Linked DNA regions of Homo sapiens: region 1 is linked to region 2. Evidence: chromatin contacts called from ENCODE Hi-C data. All regions are on one chromosome and are shown on one strand. Each heading gives the region's core, a stretch centred on a gene start or an enhancer-like site at or near the end of the contact. The rest is flanking DNA. Distances are from core to core; before and after follow the strand shown.

The links. Hi-C counts contacts between places; a loop is a spot of excess contacts on that map. Pooled maps may share reads with other maps.
Region 1: a loop to region 2 is called in a map of IMR-90, with 2.1 times the contacts of the local background. The contact joins the enhancer-like site here to the promoter of LINC02932 in region 2. A Hi-C loop is called at or near these places in 2 of 168 maps with a recorded cell type or tissue (IMR-90 and K562) and 1 of 50 pooled maps.

What each region holds. Positions count from the first base shown.
Region 1 is chr7:91,564,460-91,567,159 of GRCh38, reverse strand. No RefSeq gene overlaps it. Among named protein-coding and RNA genes, the nearest start is that of LINC02932, 250 kb to the right of the region's middle. Within about 2 kb of position 1,324, at least 6 of the 41 ENCODE cell types and tissues checked have a DNase peak (open chromatin) inside an H3K27ac peak, as active enhancers do.
Region 2 is chr7:91,309,947-91,312,646 of GRCh38, reverse strand. It overlaps LINC02932 (long intergenic non-protein coding RNA 2932), which reads right to left and starts at 1,322. Exons shown (of 7, transcript NR_183366.1): 1 at 1,261-1,322; 2 at 85-207.

The DNA of each region.
Region 1 (2,700 bases), core at 75-2,574, 250 kb before region 2:
ATCTCTAAAGAAAGGAATCTGTATATGGGGATAGTTGGTGGTGTTTGCCAGGTGGACTCCTCTGCCGTTTTATTCTTAATTTAGCTTCTGTGAATCTCAAGACTAACTTCTCAAAGGTGATACAATAGTCATTCTTAATTTACTAAGTTTTTGTCTTGTCGTAAGAAACTTAAAATGTGTCAGTGGATGTTAAAATCTGGCCTTTCAGATTTACATCTGTTATTTTTCTTGGATTAAAAAAAAAAAGACAAGGAAAAAAAAACACCTCAATCTGAATTAATGAAGAAACATAATGCTTTTTGTGCCCTGGTGACTGAAGTTTCTACATTGTGTCAGAAAAGCCTCAATTAGAAGAAAGAAAGCAAGAAAGAAAGAAAAAAGAAGAAAGAAAAGAAAGGAGTTTTTCTAGACTTCTTTTCCCTCCTCACCACTAAGAGGGATACAAGATGAATATTAAGAAATCTTCCACCCAAATGCTGTCTGCATGCACATGTGTGCATGTCTGTGTTCTGCACGCTGCATGTGTGCCTTTCTCCTGGGTGCAGATGGCTACTCCAGGAGCAGCACATGTGGGCTGTGTATGTCTGAAAGTCAGCTCAGTTGTGCACATGGAAAGAAGAAAACAAGAGAGTGAGGTGGAAACCACACAAACCTAAATCAAAAGCAACTGTTCTACCATGAGGAAAGCAGGCGAACCTTGCTTTGTGCACACTGCACTCTTTCTTTGCCGCCCAGACTGATCTTTGAAATAAAATAAAGAAGCATGGCAAACTAACTGAAACATAGGTAGAAATAATATATTTGGGTTTCGGAAAAAAAAATATCCTGGCATAGCTTAAAAGGCACCCATTTCATAACAACACATGTGCAAAGAATTACAATAATTGCAGCGCACACATCAGGAACAGACAGAGTGAACAATGAATATTAAAAACACATTCCTAGAGCTGGCCCTGTGGCTTGGCAGCCGCGCACAGCATGGAGACCTGCGAGGGAGTCAAAGGAAGCCTCTTTGCTTTTCCAGAGCTGTCAGGGCTTGGCAGGAGCTGAGGTGGGAACCTTCGGTGTATGAGGAAAGTGGAAGGAGGAAGGTGGCGGTGACTATGCCCAGCGGTGTGACTCCTGTCTCCTCCTGGCAGAGCCTAGGGTGGCTTCAGGAGGGTTTCATAGAAGAAGTCAGTCTCAGCCGTTTGGTGCTCCAATTCAGAGCTGAAGCGGAGCCAGACTGAGAAGGAGGAGGGATGGGGATAGAAAAACAAACACCAGAGAACAAACAGACAGAAGGTAGTGCTGGGAACAGCCAGCCTGTGTCCTGCAGGAAAATCCCAAGTCCTCTCTCTCTCCCTCCAGGCCGCCTACAGCATGGTGTAGCATGAGGGCCTTCGCTGCTGCTGAGACATAGACTGGGAAAGTGTTTATCTCCATGAAATAAATACATTGATCTGCCTTTTTTCTTTCAATATTTGCTGTGCAGTGGGGGATGAATTCCTCTAGTGGTGTGCTCCAGAACCTTCAAAGGCACATTAACCAAACATTAAAGGTACGTAATGATCTTTTCAATGAATCCCTTCCATTGTCAGCAAAGACAAAGGCCCTTCTCTTAAGTACAGCTTTGGTTTTGAGTGTTCAGATTTTGCCTCTTGCCATTGGCAGGGAATTGACCCTGGAATCCTTGCATCTTTGGCAACAAGAGAGGTCAGAGGGTGGGAATCTCTAACTGGAGAGTTTGGTTCACATGCTGAGAGTTGAGGTCTTAGGATTCTTAAGCTGCCGGCCATGAACATCTAAGGAAGCATGGAGATAGAATTCAGGGAGCTCCATGAAGGTGGATGAAAAAAAGAGACATCTTTAATCTTTATTTTTGATAATCTCTGAAATTTAGCATTCTTTCTATCACAAATGTGGGAAACAAACTATAGTCATGTTAGTAATACTTATGACTTTGTCACTAATAAAAATTACAGATATTTTAATGCTATTTTGCTGTTTCAGATGTCTTCAAATTATTATTTCTATCCCTCACAGTTCTGGAATTATAGTAATTATTAAACCTGCTATAAGATCTTATTATTTTATGCATTAATGAAGAGGCAATTATCATAATAAAATACTTTGATAACTGTATTTTCATGTAATTGGTTTCCCTTGACATCATATTATGTACTGTATTTTATTCTTGTTAAAAAAGATGATTCTGAGAACGGGTCCACAGAGCACATGGCTACATTACCAGAAGGTTCCATGGCACACACAGCATTCTCTAGACAGAAAAGAGAATCCAGACTCAAAAGCAGTTGTGACACGCTGGACCCTTCACACAGAGGTCTCCACACATGGGGGAGAGAAGGGAAAGGCAAACATATGTCTCCAGACACAACACTGAGGATTTAACAAAGAAATTTTACTTATCTACTCCTTAGATATGCTCAACAAATGTTAGCATTTGCCAAGATGAACATTTGCATTTTCTCTTCAACAATTTTCAGCAGAGCTCCAAAATGATTACATTAAAAATAAAATAAAATAAATCCCTCCAACACCTCCCATGTCTCCAGATACTGGCCAGCAGTGTTTGCCATTGAATCACAATCAACAAGGTGGAAAAAGGCTGATGATGAACTGTTTTGCCAGTTTCTACACCAAGTGGAAGGACAGAGAACATCTATAAAAGGGATGGGGAGAGAATCAAATAATACAAGA
Region 2 (2,700 bases), core at 73-2,572:
TCTATCATTTAATGGTATCTTGGGTAAGCTGCTCACTCTCTGAGCCTGTTTTCTCATTTTTATAATGGGACAACAAATACTCACCTTAAGGAATTGTTGTCAGGATTCGGTTGGAAGTTTGGCACATAGTAATCCATCAATAAGTATTAATCTTTAATCTTCTTAATCACATATTGTGTTTTGAATGTGTCCAACTCTCCTAAGACCCTAGACATTTTTGAAAAAAAATTTTGGTTTAGTGAGAACAGAATAGGATAAGAACCAAATGGAGCTAGCCCTAACACACATGCTGGCCAAGTGCTTGACAAAACACCACTTTGTTCAGTACAGCAGGTTATGTCAACTCTGAGGAAAAAAACTCAACATTCTGAATCAATCTGTTAACTTCAGTTCATTGATTTTACAGGATCTGTGGATTATTTTCTTTAAAGAAAGCAACCTTACTTACCATGTTGTACCATTCCTATATTTAAAACCCAAAAACTAAAAAACTCTCCACCTCTCCTCCCTAGAGTTAGGTGGCATTTTGATCTATTCAACCTTGGCAGAGTCCACCAGCATAGATGGTTCCCATTTCAACAACATTCTTGTGCATGTGACATGCAGTCAGTGCTTACCCGCAAACCACACTAGGGGATGAGCTAGGAAATCAAGAGGCAGACCAAGCAACTTGGTAAAGTAGAATGAGTGTGGAGAAAATAAAACAAGTGACAAACTGGGGAAAAATATTTGGCACACATCTAACAAGCAAAGGCTACAAAATTCTACTATAAGAATGCAAACATTTAAAAGAGACTACAAGTTAATCAGAAATGTCAAACAATCCAACAGAAGAATAAGCCCAGATACTTCTCTGCCAAGTTACAAAAGAAATTCGAAAGGTCAAAAACTTATGAAAAAAAGCTGAGTGTCATCAGTAACCTGGGAAATTCAAATGAAAGCAACAGTGGCTCACCAATTTTGACTATGAGATTTGAAAAAGTTAAACAGACTGATAACATCTAATGCTAAGATTTTTAAATGAGTATTCTCTAACATCAATTTTATTTATTTTCTATTACTGCGGTACCAAACTGACACAGATTTAGTGGCTTAAAACAACACAAATTTACTATCCTATAGTTTAGCAGATCAGACGTCCCACAGAATCTCACTGGGCTTAGATAAAGGTGTCAGACTGGGCTGTATCCCTTTCTGGAGACTCTAGAGGGAATCTATTTCCTTGCCTTTTCCACTTCCTTGCCTTTTCCATTTACTTGCCTTTCCCGTTTTCTTGCCTTCCAGAGGACGCCAGCATTCCTGGCCTCCATCATGCATCTTTAAAGCCAGCGATGTTGCAACCCTCTGATCATTCTCCTGTAGTCACCGCCCCCTTTCTGACCACAGCTGAGACAGATTCTTTGCTTTTAATGATTCATGTGATTAGATTGGGCCCAACTAGATACTCCAGGATAATTCCCCCATCTGAAGGTCCTTAACTTTAATCCCATCTGCAAATTCTCTGTGGCTGTGCAAGGTAACATAGTCACAGGCTCTCAGGATTAGGACATGGATATGTCTGGGAGGAGGCTTTATTCTGCCTATCACACTAACGGTTAGAGGATGGCCTGTTTGTAGGACAGTTTGGCAGTATACGCATTATCACTGACCCAGCAATTTGACACCTGAGTATCCCACAGAAACACTTGCACATGTGCATAAAAATGTACATTCAAAATGTTCATTGCAGCATCATTTGTGAAAGCAAGAGATTAAAACAAATCAAATATTCTTCGAAAAAGAATGGTTAAATAAGTTATGATATGACCATATTATGTTACAAGACCTCCACATTTTTAAAAAATATTTAAGTTTTATTTTAACTTTTAAGTTCGCGGATACAAGTGCAGGGGTACAAGTACATAGGTAAACTTGTGTCATGGGGGTTGGGTTTGTTGTACAGATGATTCTAACACCCAGGTATTAAGCCTAGTACCCATTAGTTATTTTTCCTGATTCTCTCCCTCCTCCCACCCTCCAGCTTCTTAAAGGCCTCAGTACATGACATATTGTTAAGTGAAAAAAAGAAAAGAAAAAAATAAGTTGAAGATAAACTATAATACGAATTTAAATTTATAGATTAAGAATTTAGAAAATGTCTGGAAAGATCTCCACCATTGGAGGGCTCTGAGAATTAGAATGGAATTGAGGATGAGGGATGGAGGGAACATGTGTGCGTGTGTGTGAATATATATACATGAATACAGTTATCTATACATAATACATTTTATATTTTTATATATAATATATTATAAATATATACTAGGTCATCTGTATATTTATATGTAATATATATTACATATAACATTTTCTACATATTATGTTTATATATTAAATATATTTATATATTATTTGTATATTATACACATTATATATTATCGGTACATTTATATGTTTATATTTATATATCTGTAATATTTGAATTTTTACAGAGGTATATTCACATGTTACTTGTATTTTTAAATATTAAGTTGTTTAAAAAACAAAGTGCACCAGACTGTAAGTCATGGGCACAGCTGTGTGACTTGGGCTACTCACTTTATCCTTCTGGGCTTTAGTTAAATAGTCTATAAAATAAGAAGTTAGACACAGGGATTCTAAATTCCATTTCAACTCCAGATTTTATGAATAGATGCAGCAAAAAATTTAAACTCACTCTAG